Linked DNA regions of Homo sapiens: regions 1 and 3 are each linked to region 2. Evidence: chromatin contacts called from ENCODE Hi-C data. All regions are on one chromosome and are shown on one strand. Each heading gives the region's core, a stretch centred on a gene start or an enhancer-like site at or near the end of the contact. The rest is flanking DNA. Distances are from core to core; before and after follow the strand shown.

The links. A loop is a pair of places that touch in the nucleus more often than their neighbours do. Pooled maps may share reads with other maps.
Region 1: a pooled map shows a loop between it and region 2 (3-fold over the local background). The contact joins two enhancer-like sites. A Hi-C loop is called at or near these places in 1 of 168 maps with a recorded cell type or tissue (naive thymus-derived CD4-positive, alpha-beta T cell), 2 of 37 single-sample maps with no recorded cell type and 2 of 50 pooled maps.
Region 3: a pooled map shows a loop between it and region 2 (12-fold over the local background). The contact joins two enhancer-like sites. A Hi-C loop is called at or near these places in 1 of 168 maps with a recorded cell type or tissue (naive thymus-derived CD4-positive, alpha-beta T cell), 1 of 37 single-sample maps with no recorded cell type and 7 of 50 pooled maps.

What each region holds. Positions count from the first base shown.
Region 1 is chr15:96,041,322-96,045,146 of GRCh38, forward strand. All of the region lies in intron 1 of LOC112268156 (a long non-coding RNA gene), which reads left to right. It overlaps LOC105370998 (a long non-coding RNA gene), which reads right to left. Exons shown (of 4, transcript XR_001751688.2): 4 at 1,302-2,749. Among named protein-coding and RNA genes, the nearest start is that of NR2F2-AS1, 280 kb to the right of the region's middle. Within about 2 kb of position 1,475, at least 3 of the 41 ENCODE cell types and tissues checked have a DNase peak (open chromatin) inside an H3K27ac peak, as active enhancers do.
Region 2 is chr15:95,283,910-95,287,577 of GRCh38, forward strand. All of the region lies in intron 3 of LETR1 (lymphatic endothelial transcriptional regulator lncRNA 1), which reads right to left. Among named protein-coding and RNA genes, the nearest start is that of LETR1, 41 kb to the right of the region's middle. Within about 2 kb of position 1,276, at least 4 of the 41 ENCODE cell types and tissues checked have a DNase peak (open chromatin) inside an H3K27ac peak, as active enhancers do.
Region 3 is chr15:95,863,811-95,867,873 of GRCh38, forward strand. No RefSeq gene overlaps it. Among named protein-coding and RNA genes, the nearest start is that of LINC00924, 430 kb to the left of the region's middle. RefSeq lists an enhancer at 622-881. Within about 2 kb of position 1,666, at least 2 of the 41 ENCODE cell types and tissues checked have a DNase peak (open chromatin) inside an H3K27ac peak, as active enhancers do.

The DNA.
Region 1 (3,825 bases), core at 225-2,724, 760 kb after region 2:
AGAGAATCAGGAAAAATAACTAATGAGTACTACACTTAATGCCGGGGTGACAAAATAACCTGTATGACAAACCCCCATGACACAAATTCACCTATATAACAAACCTGCACATGTGCCCCTGAACTTAAAATAAAAGTTGAAATAAATAAATAAAGATGGTTTTAGTAACAGTATCTTAAGAACACTAGAGAGTCATATTATCCAGGTCTTATCAGGGGACCCAGATGGGATCACCAGGTTGTCAGTACAAGGAGACTAGCATGCAAAGGGAGAGGCAAGATGTTTATAAAGTACCTCTTATTGAGTGTACACCTCAAAAACACCAGGCCAAATGATGTATATGCATTACCTAATTTAATACAACACATCTACAAGGCAAGTACTATGGAGATAGCCACTTTAGAGCTGAGAAAACTGAGATACTGGGTTCTCCAAGGTCTTCATCACAGTCCAACTCTGGAGCACATGCTGCTAGCTCCTGTGACAGGATAAATATAAGGAGCAGAACTACAAATCAAGCCTGTGATATAATAGGTATAATGTCGATTGGGCAGATGGAAGAAGAGATAATGCAGAAATTTCAGCTACATAAGTCAAGAGACAGCCAGGCACTAGCAGGTAGAACCAGGCAGCTCAGGAGCTCACTGCATGGACACTGGCACCTGGCAGGATTGTGCTGTTGGTTTCAGGACCAAGGGCAACTTCTCAAAGGGACCAAGCTGGGCTAGAAAAATGGGCACATTCTAAATGTAATTTACAATCTATGTTTTTGAAACTGAAAAACACTTTCTCAAAAAGAAAACTTTAACACAGATCGTACAAATGACCAATGAGCACATAAAGAGATGCTTAATACCATTAACCATTAGGGAAATGCAAATCAAAACCACAGTGAGATACTTCACACACACTTAGATAACTACCAAAATAATGGACAATAGCAAGTGTTGGAAGGGATGTGGAGAAATTGGAACCCTAGGAAACTGCTAGCAGGAACGTGAAATGGTCCAGCCACCATGGAAAGCAATTTGATGGCTCCTCAATGAGCCCAGTAGAGAATTTCCATATGACCTAGGAACTCCACTCCTGGGTATATTCCCCAAGGAACTGGAAACTGGTGTTCAAATAAAAACATTCACAAAAATGCTCATGTTAGCACTATTCACAGTAGCAAAATAATGAAAACAACTCAGATGTTCATCAACTCATGAAGGAATTTTTTAACATGTGACATATTCATGGAATGGAATACTATTCAACCATAAAAAGGAATGAAATTTTGATACATGCTACAAGGTGAATGAACTTCGATTGAAAACATTTATTGTAAGTAGAAGCAGTGAGACATAGAAGGTTATGTATATGGCATAATTCCATTTATATGAAACATAAAAAGTAGAGTTGGCAAATCCACACAGACAGAAAGCAGATTAGTGGTTGCCACGGGCTGGTGGAAGAGGGAAAATGAAGAGTAACTGCTTAATGGGTTTGGGGTTTCCTTTTGGGGTGGTGAAAATGTTCTCGTGGTGATGGTTGCATCACAACATGGTAAATGCAGTTAGTGTCACGGATGGTAAATTTTATGTTATATGTATTTTACCACAATTTAAAAAACAGAAAAAGAAAACCTTTATGAAAGCTCTATATGGAAAACTGATAAAAGCAGGGTAGCGCTGGTGAAATCTGGCATCGACAGGAACCCTGGAGCCATTCTTCTTCCAGCTTCCCTGGACACACTGTCGTTAGAACAGAGAAAGCCAAGTTTACTTATCTAACCCATAACACGCAGCTCTGAAGAAAAGCAGAACTGAAATTTCTCTGTTGTCACACGGAAGTGCCAGCTACACTTTGAGCCAAATGCTAAGGGAAAGTTTTCAAAAGTTCAAATTTATAGAAGCCACACTAGGAATTTTAATTTGCATGGAAAAACGAGAAACAAGCCTCTTAAAAACAAACAAACAAAGCCTATGGGAATGTTTCCAGTTATTTTTTAAGTCTTTAGTGATAGAAAACATTAGCCAAACTTTCCCCTGTTGACTCTCATGGAAAAAAAAAAATGTCAAAAAAAGGGTCTTACTTTGTAGCATACATGGCCATTTTTCATCAGTTTTGCAAAGCCAGGTTCTACCTTTTCATTTAACTTTGGGGATGTGTCTCTTAACCAAAATCTAACTTTTCAAGGTGCTTCATTCATTGCTTTAAAAGTTCCTTCAGGTGGTGGTGTCATCTTTTTGTCCACTTATTTGTTGGGAAGTCATCTACTGGTGTCCTAAGCCAGGATTCAGCATTACTCTCAGCCTTGCAAATGAATTAACGGGTGACCATCTCGCTATCTCTACACTAGAAACAGACTTGAACATACTCACCTCTTTCAGTCCTAATCTCTTCTTTCCTTCCTCCCAATTCACAGTTGCCTGCAACTGGTTCCGAGTGCCCATGTGTGGGCATCTCCACCGAGGGAGGGAGGCATGGGGTGAGGTCCTTTCTTCCTCTTTAAGGAGTGGATTTTCTCAAGAGCAACGTGGGAAGTTCTACATTAATGTTGAAGCTGAGCTTTCTTGCCACTGTGTGTGTGGCACAGGAAACAGGCTCTCCACATGATGGTAAGAAGCCTTAAACCCAGATTACGGCACCTTTCTCTCTGGAGTGCTCTTTTTGGGTAGAGGGTAAAAGGTCATCCTCTCAGACTGGATAGTTGTTCTCAGCCAATTACATGATCTCCGTGCTTCTACAAAAGGGATCTTTGAAACTGCATCAAAAGATTTTATGCAACTGATTTACAAAAAGCACAATTAAGTAGATGGAAGCATTATTCAAGACCATCTGGTGGAAGAGGTAGCATATTTAAAATTCTAGTATAATTATTAGCGGCAAAAAAGATTGTTTTAAATGACGAGCTATCCATTATCTGTCATACTCTGGTAGACTACATAGCTCCATTTATTCCATCAAGGTCCCAAAATAAAAAGATGTAAACATGGTACCATTGGAATGCTAGAACTCAAGAAATCTACATGTAGAGACGAAGCTCAGGAGAGAAGCTATGGATGGCCTTGAACTCCCAATTACAAATCTTTATTTTCTGTGTTTCACTGGAAGCATTAAAACTGCTTCAATGGAAAAGAAATCAGATTTATATTCTTTTTTCTTTTTCTTTTCTCTGGGCATCATTGAAACCAAGGACGGTGCCTTGCTGGGATTTTTCTTATCCTTGAAGGGCAATTGTCAAGCATAAGTCTCCAGCGTCAGAAGGTGTTGAGTCAGTGTGTTTCTGTGTCAAGGACTGCAGACCCAGTTGCACTTCCAAAATGCCCTCCTTCAGCTTTAACATAGTCAGAGGTGATTTAGGTCAACACTTGTGCCATGATCAGTAAGTTTATCCGCAACTAATACTTGGTTACCCCGAGGTTGTTTAGAGTATTACATACAGTTTTTAACAAATCCCTGCTCTTTTTTCTACATGGAAATAATAATCTTGTTGAGAGAGAAACCTTTTTGACAAACAGAATTGGAAAATTGGAAATAAACGTTCATTTTTGGAAATATATTCACTCTATCACCTTTGTTATCTCATCACATATGAAAACAATCACTTTCTTCTAAAACATGCCCTAGCAACTTTTAAGAAATTCTGAATAATATTAAAGCAATGCATTCCTGTTCTCTAGATTTAGGTCTGGAAGTTAGCAAGTTTATTTTATTTTATTTTAGACGAAGGCTTGCTCTGTCGCCCAGGCTGGAGTGCAATGGCACAATCTCTGCTCACTGCAACCTCCGCCTCCCAGGTTCAGGCAATTCTCCTGTCTCAACCTCCCGAGTAGCTGG
Region 2 (3,668 bases), core at 26-2,525:
CTCCTGGTCTACAGCTCCCTGAATTCCCCTTACCCAAGGTCAAGATGAGTTCCAGTCATGTCAGGGCTGGACCTGTAGGTTGGGGTTAAGTGGTTCCAGCTTCTATATAGAGGCAGGAAGCCAAAAGGATCATTACCATAAGTATTTTTTTTTTAAATTCACAATTCTACTTTCCTCCCTCAACTACAATTTTGTTATATGGACATGTTCTAAGAGTATGTGCAGAGGATAACGATTAAATAAACTTTTCCAAGTAAAACACAGTTAAAGGCTACTTCACTGTGGCCAAATGACTTTCTGTAAGGCCAAAATTACTTACTGTAGAGAGCAACCAAATGCATTTGATGCTCTTTAATGCTCTAGAATATCTAATATTATGTAGAGCACATAATATACTTTAAGTGAGTGCATATCAATACATACAAGAATATCATAGCTATGAGAGAGGCATATAATTAATATATTTGAAATATCACTACTATCCCCATTCTAGCTCAAAGTGTGAACTGATTTTAAATTTTTTTTAAGCTTCTGCAAAACTTTATTCTTGTTTTCTCTCTTTAAAATTGTAAATCTTAAATATTTAAAAGATATCTTGCTGTCATGTAATATCCGATATTCACACACACACACGCACATAGGTACACAAATACACAAATGGAGACTTCCAATGAGAAAACAACCTTGTAAAAGGAGTTTTACAAGGGAGTGCTGTGTTAACTGACATATTGCTGAGTTAGCAACTAAATAACCAGCTACATACATCCCTTTTGTATCATTGAGTAGCATGCATTCTTAAAGTGATAATGGAACTAAATTTGGAGAGAACAGGCCCTTAAGTTTCAATTTATTTGTTTCACAATCGCAGCCTCAAACTGAAGGGAAAATTACGCTGCAGTTTGATAAATAAAGCACTATACATTCAAAAACAAAATGCAAAATGGAAACTTTTAGAACTTCAAATAATCAAGGATCTTAGATTAATTTCATCAGTGGTTGAGAGTTTTTTGTTGTTGTGAATTTGCTGGAGAATTTAGTATGAAAGCACTCTAACTAGTGTCTGATTATATCAGTGTCTCTATTTCCTTTTAGAACACACATCTGTTGTTGTGGGGGGTTTTTGGAGAGGAGAGTGTGGTTGTGGTTATTATGGAAATACGGCAAAACCAAATATTTTAAAGCAGATGAGAAGAAACCCACAAACAGTTGGCTCACAAATGTTGTAATGCTTTCCACACCCAGGCATAAAGCAAGTGGCAGCGGCAGCAGCAGCAGCGTTCCTGGTGGCCTCTGTTTTATCTGTTTCAAACACTGGGCTGCTCTTGTTAGTTAACTGACTGGAGATTGTTTTCTCCCTTTATCCCCTCTCTCTCTTTTTAATTGTTGTTACTCTGTTTTGCCTGAAAGCTGCAGTATCTCACTGTTCATTATTCCCTGTTCAGTCAAATCCTGTCCAAAATTAACTCATTGTGTGCTGGAGTTCTTCTCAAGCTCTCTTTTCTTACAAGATGCACAAAATAGACCTCACTGTAGCTCTTTCAAGAAGTTTGCATATCATACGGATAACTCTTTGAACTAACTCAATGCTGACTTTACTGGGCTGTGTTTCTTTAATATTTACAACTTCTAACTAGAAATATTTCCAATTATTAATAAGAAATTGTTATAAAATTCTAAAGTTTCAACCATTTTAATCCTTTCTCTCTCTCTCTCTCCCTCCCTGTCTCTTATATAAACCTAGTTCCACAGACCCTGTTTTGACTTTAGTTTCTCTTTTTTATTTTACTTGGAAATTTTTAAAAGAGTCTTCTGAGTCTCCAAACTAAAGCTATAAGACAGAAAAAAAAAAAAAGCCATCAGTCAATACAGCTGGGGAACTAGTTTCTCATATCAGCATCGAATTCCAAGGTATTCAACTTGAACTAAGTGCAGCCATCAGAAAAACCATAGAAATGGGAAAGTTGCTGTTGTAAATTAATGATTATTTGCTGTGTGCGTTAGAGTTGCGGTTTGTACCACATTTTATTGTGATGTTTTATTCTTACTCAGTGCAACAGTAATTGGGTCTTAAACATGATAAAGTATCTTCAAGGCTGCATTGGTAGCTGAGCTGCCTACGGCAGGTTTTTAACTCTAGTTAAAGAAGGTTAATCAAAGCTAATGAATCTGTTTTATCCATTGCCATGAGTTTTTTTTTTTTTTTTAAATGTGCCAGGAGGTGACTGACCTAAAATCCGGATTGTTCAGCTGTGAAGGCAAATACATCTTTAGCATAATGATTTTGCAAGCCTCTTTGATGGCCCTGGGTCCATGGATGGCAGGTACCTGCAAGCTCTGTAGTTTTCTTACCTTTCTACCACTGCTCACTCTTCTGCCATTAAAAAATACGAGCCTTATGAAAATACAGGAGAGGGAATGCAATCCCACACTACAGCCTTCAGTGTGAGAATATCAAGAGACTGTTGCATTCAGAAGTTCAGAATAGCTCTGCTCTTTATAAAAGAATATGAGGAGCCCCCTAATAAGGCCAATTCATTAGAACAAGTGTTTGTTACTAAAACACACCACGCAGGACCACAGGGATCCGAGCCAGACAGCACGGCAATTAAAGTTGCCTCCCTTCCAAACGCAGGCGGCCCACCAACTCTCACCCACGAGTTCTGCTTTGTTTTCCTATTAGAAATGTGATTGAAGAATGCAAGTTCATAATTTGTTCATGCAGCAGAAGACTAGTAACTCTCTGGTTGCAACATCCTTTTATACACTTCAAATCAGAATTAAAAAAAAATTCAGGTTGCTTGTGTGTGTCCTTTCTGAAAGCGCAGGAGGAGCAAAACCTTTTGCTCTGGGAATCTACCTTGCTGCCTAGAAAACATTGCCTAGTTGCATTTGCAAAAACGCTCAGCGAGAGACCATCCTCCAAATATCTAAAATCACAGTAGTGGAGGGTTTTTAATTTTAAGCCCAGCGTTTACAGAAAACACACACACACACACACACACACACACACACACACACACACTCTCAGCCTGCAGTGACACCTTTTCCCTCCCCTTTGGTGCTCTGCGGAGCTTTGGAATGAGATTCATAGCGACTCAGGACTGTTGCTGGCAAGGAAAACCCCCTGCCTACCAGACAGAAAGAGGGGCGGGGAGGGCCATTGTGGCTTTCCCTCCTGCTCTCTTTTTAAGCCCAAATAATATTTGTACTTTGAGGGGAGGGTGCAAAAAAGGGATCAAGATATGAAGCAAGGCAGAACCCAAAAAGCGAGGGGGAGAAAAAAGCTCAAGGAGAGAGACCAGCTCTGGTCCGAGAAAGGGCCTACATCACAGGTTTCAAAAGCATCTTTTTTCAGTTTCACGAGCCACAACCCCCTTGATGAAAACTAGTTGCGAAATTCAGCGCCTGTTAGGCCTCAGCTAATTAGAAAAAATGGGCTTTTTTTCTTTTCCTTTCTTTCTTTAGCACCTTTTCTTTCAAGCATTTAGTCTCAGGAGGGGGATCCAGGCTCTTGGCCGGGCTGTTTTGAAAACACGCCTTTGAATGCGTCTCCCTAATTCACGCCTTTTGTTTTTCAGCTTTTGTGTTTGCCAGTTTGACCATATAACGTTATACATCTGGTGTATAGCTTGTTGGGGGCTTTTTTCTCCCAGGGTTCCTATGCATTC
Region 3 (4,063 bases), core at 416-2,915, 580 kb after region 2:
TAAATCACAGTCTTAAGCTTAAGAAAACCATAAATAAAAGCACAAATAATATTCATCAGTGAGAGCCCATGAACAAGAAATCCAGGCTCCCCAGTGCTCAAGTTAAAAGATCACTGTTGGCAGGGCACAGTGGCTCATGCCTGTAATCCCAGCACTTTGGGAGGCCACAGTGGGTGGATCACCTGAGGTCAGGAGTTTGAGACCAGTCTGACCAACGTGGTAAAACCCCATCTCTGCTAAAAATACAAAAAAATTAGCCTGGTGTGGTGGCGGGTGCAGATAATCCCAGCTACTCGGGAGGCTGGGGCAGGAGAATCACTTGAACCCAGGAGGCAGAGGTTGCAGTGAGTGGAGATCGCACCATTGCACTCCAGCCTGGGTGACAAGAGCAAGACTCTATCTCAGGCCAAAAAAAAAAAAAAAAAAGGAAAAAAAATCACTGTCTACTTTTTCCCTAAAAGAGAGAGAAAAAAAAGGGGGATGCACAAGAGGGGGAAGAAAGGAAGAAAAGGAAGGGAAGGAAAGAAAAAGGAAGGGAAGAAAATTAAAAGACCCTCTGGCTAAACATCCCAGGTTCCTACTTCCTAGCAAGGGTTTCTTTGCTAGAGTTTCAAAAGAAAGAGGTAAATGAAGTGTGGGGAGAACACAGAGGTGTCAGATACATTTCCATAAAGCTGTGTGTATTTTCAGAGTATTAAGCTTAATGTGGTGAGTGCAGTGAAACAGAAAAGAATTTCAGACTTTAGAGCTGTTAGTAAACAAAGCTAAACAAAAGATGAAAAAAATTTGCAAATGTGGTGAAGACAGTTGAAAGATGTCACATGTTTCTCTATCTCTAGTGTGGTTTCAAAATAGACTAAGAGGGCCAGGTGCGGTGGCTCATGCTTGTCATCCCAGCACTTTGGCCAGGGTGGATGCATCACTTGACGTCAGGTGTTGGAGACCAGCCTGGCCAACACAGCAAAACCCTGTCTCTACTAAAAACACAAAAATTAGCCAGGTGCAGTGGCGTGTGCCTGTAATCCTAGCTACTTGGGAGGCTGAGGCATGAGAATCACTTGAACCCAGGAGGCAGAGGTTGCAGTGAGCTGAGATCATGCCACTGCACTCCAGCTTGGAAACAGAACAAGAGTCTGTCTCAAAAACTAAAAATAAAATAAAAATTAAAAAAAGAATAGGAGCAGAGAGAGAGAGAGAATCAAATGGATGTTTCCTATAGATTCCAGTTGGATCAGGAATCAGGAAAGCCAATACAATTGAATCCTTCCTTTTAGATTAATAAATCAATATTTGTCCAAACTCTTTGAAACAGATGATGTTTTCCCATTAAATAAGTAGGACAAATTATAAATTATATGAGACAGTAAACATTCAAAAATAAATACAATACTATAATTTAATTTCTTAAGTATATTTTCCACTTAGGTTTAAATCGTGTGTCCTTATGTGTGTGATCTTTCCACCTCTGTCACTACTTTTATTCTAGTCTTTGGAGAGAAAGGAAACATCCCGTATGGATGCAGTCTGGCTTCTGAATCCAGAAGGCTCACATCAAGGATGATGCTGCTATATTGTTGTACCAGCATAAAAGAAGACATCCAGGTGGTGTTGGCAAAATTACGCAAGAGGTTAATTTCCTCTTCCTCCTGGACAGACAGCCAGTCTGCCTCTCTCTTCTTCCCTTGAAGTTGGCTGTGGCCATATGACAGTGATTAGACTAATAGAACTTAAGAAACGTGATGTCAGTCCTAGGCAGACATGGTCAACAGAATTTCAGACTTTGTATCTGTTAGTAAACAGAACTAAACAAAAGGTGAAAAAACTTTGCAAATGTGGTAAAGACAGTTGAAAGATGTCACACGTTTCTATATCCCCAGTGTGGTTTTAAAAAAGAGTAAGAGGGCCAGGCGTGGTGGCTCATGCTTGTCATCCCAGCATTTTGGGAGGCTAAGACGGGTGTATCACTTGAGGTCAGGTGTTCAGATTGTTCAGGAACAATCCTCCATGCCCTTTCTCCTGCAGCAGCCCTGGCACCTGCTGAAGAAGTGAGAGCCACATGCTGGAAAGCACCAGGGCCTCTGACAGACTTCTGGAAGGACACCACCTTGGAGAAAAGTCTACTTCAAACTTATGTGACTGACAAAGAAATCATATTGTATGAAGCCACTGACATGGGGAAGAATTGCTATTTACAATAGCCATGATCACCATAAACAAAGATAGTCACCCCAGCAATTCTCCTTGTCTTTTCCCCCTTTTTTACTACCAGAGGGTTTGGGTCCCTGGTGCACATAAACCTGACGAACTCCAAGCTACTGAGCCTCCTCACTGTTGCCAGGCACACACTCTCATGTCTGATGCCTGCCAGGTAGGCACTGCATGTGGCAAAATCACTTTTCATAGTCCTCACAGCATCCCCATGATTACCATGTTAAGATCAGTGAAATGAGATGAAGAGATACAACAGACTGTGTAGTACAGACCTCTAGGAGACACAATTCACATCTAAACAATGCCTTCTAAATTTGCTCAGTGTACAACCTGCACAACCAAATGTCAATTGCTAGGTAATGTCAAGAGGAAATCTCTTTATCTGCTGTGATATCTTTCCCATCTTCAGTTCCTAGCAATTGTTCTCCGCTTTCTCCTTCCTGAAATCTCTCACTCCTTGGGAAGTTTCTATCCTATTAAGGAGCCTTGTGGCACAACTTTCTTCCCACCATAAAGTCTATTTGCCGCTGGGTTGCTAGGGTCAGCTCTGCCATGCCATCTAAAAGCCTATAATTCACTGAAATGGAGTTTCTCATTTTTTCCATCCATTAAAATTAGTTTCTATTTATCTGAAGCAAAAATTTCAGTAGGGGATTTATTAATAACTCTCATCTAACCTAATAAAGATCTTTCAGATAAAGACTGTGGACCAAGCAGGAGGAAGGCACAACAAAAATTTTAAAAGTAGGCATGTTTCACTTAAATTATCAAAATTTTAAAAGAATGAAAAAATGAGACATGACTTATCTGTGTTAGCTCACTCCAATTTCTGAGGCAATCGACTTCCCCGTTATCTTCTACAGACTTGGCCTCTTACAAAGTTTCTGGAAATTTTCCCATTGGTCACAATTATCCTCAGTGTGTTAGGGCCATGCCTCATTGCAAATTTCTCCTACATGATATGAGGGTTAAGGGGGGAAAGACATCCCCTCCTGTAGGAAAAAACAAAATGTGTCAGCTTGGCATTTTATTTTAGGCATTGCTCAAATAAGAACTGTATATATTCCAACATAAGTTAAAAGGTTCTAGTTTATTTAATTGCTATGATTAGGAAGGTGTAGTTAAACAGAACCACACTAAGAGAGAGTATGCGTCATAAAAGGATCAGAAGGAATCCTATGCTGGGCCTCTGGCTGCTGGGAAGAGTCAGGGAACAGCAGCTCCCATCCAAATTCTCCAGCGCCACGCTCAGTGGCGGGAGATTGGAAAAATGACCGTTTGTCGACAGGCATCTGGAAAATGTATGCTTTGTTGTCAGAGATCACTAGAGATAACTGGATGGATCATCAAGGTTTCCACTAGGTGAAGTGCTCAGTGTTTAATAACAAAGGAAAAGGGAAATGCATGAGAAATATTAAGTGATCCTCTTACTTGGATATGACAAGGCTTTACATCAAGTTCTCGTTTAACTGTGTTAAGCAAGAAAGACACTGAAATATTTCTTTTTCCCTCTTCTTTGTTAACAAACTGACTGAACTGCTAACATTTACTGAACACTTACTAAGTGCCAAATGCTACACTAAGTTCTTGGTAATCATTATTTCATTTAATATCAGTCGATCAAACAATGTTTACTGAGAACTTACTATGGGAGAGGTAGGCAATAATGAAATGCAAAAGGGGAATAAAAGAAAGATGCAGTTCCAGCTCTCCCAAAGCTTGTCAATATAACTGGGGAAATAAGATGTATAAGCACACACATGGGAAGAAGTACACATTAATATATTACTGAGTGACAATGACTGGCAGGAGATGGAGGGAAAAACCTGGATGGATGGTTCTGGCCAGTATA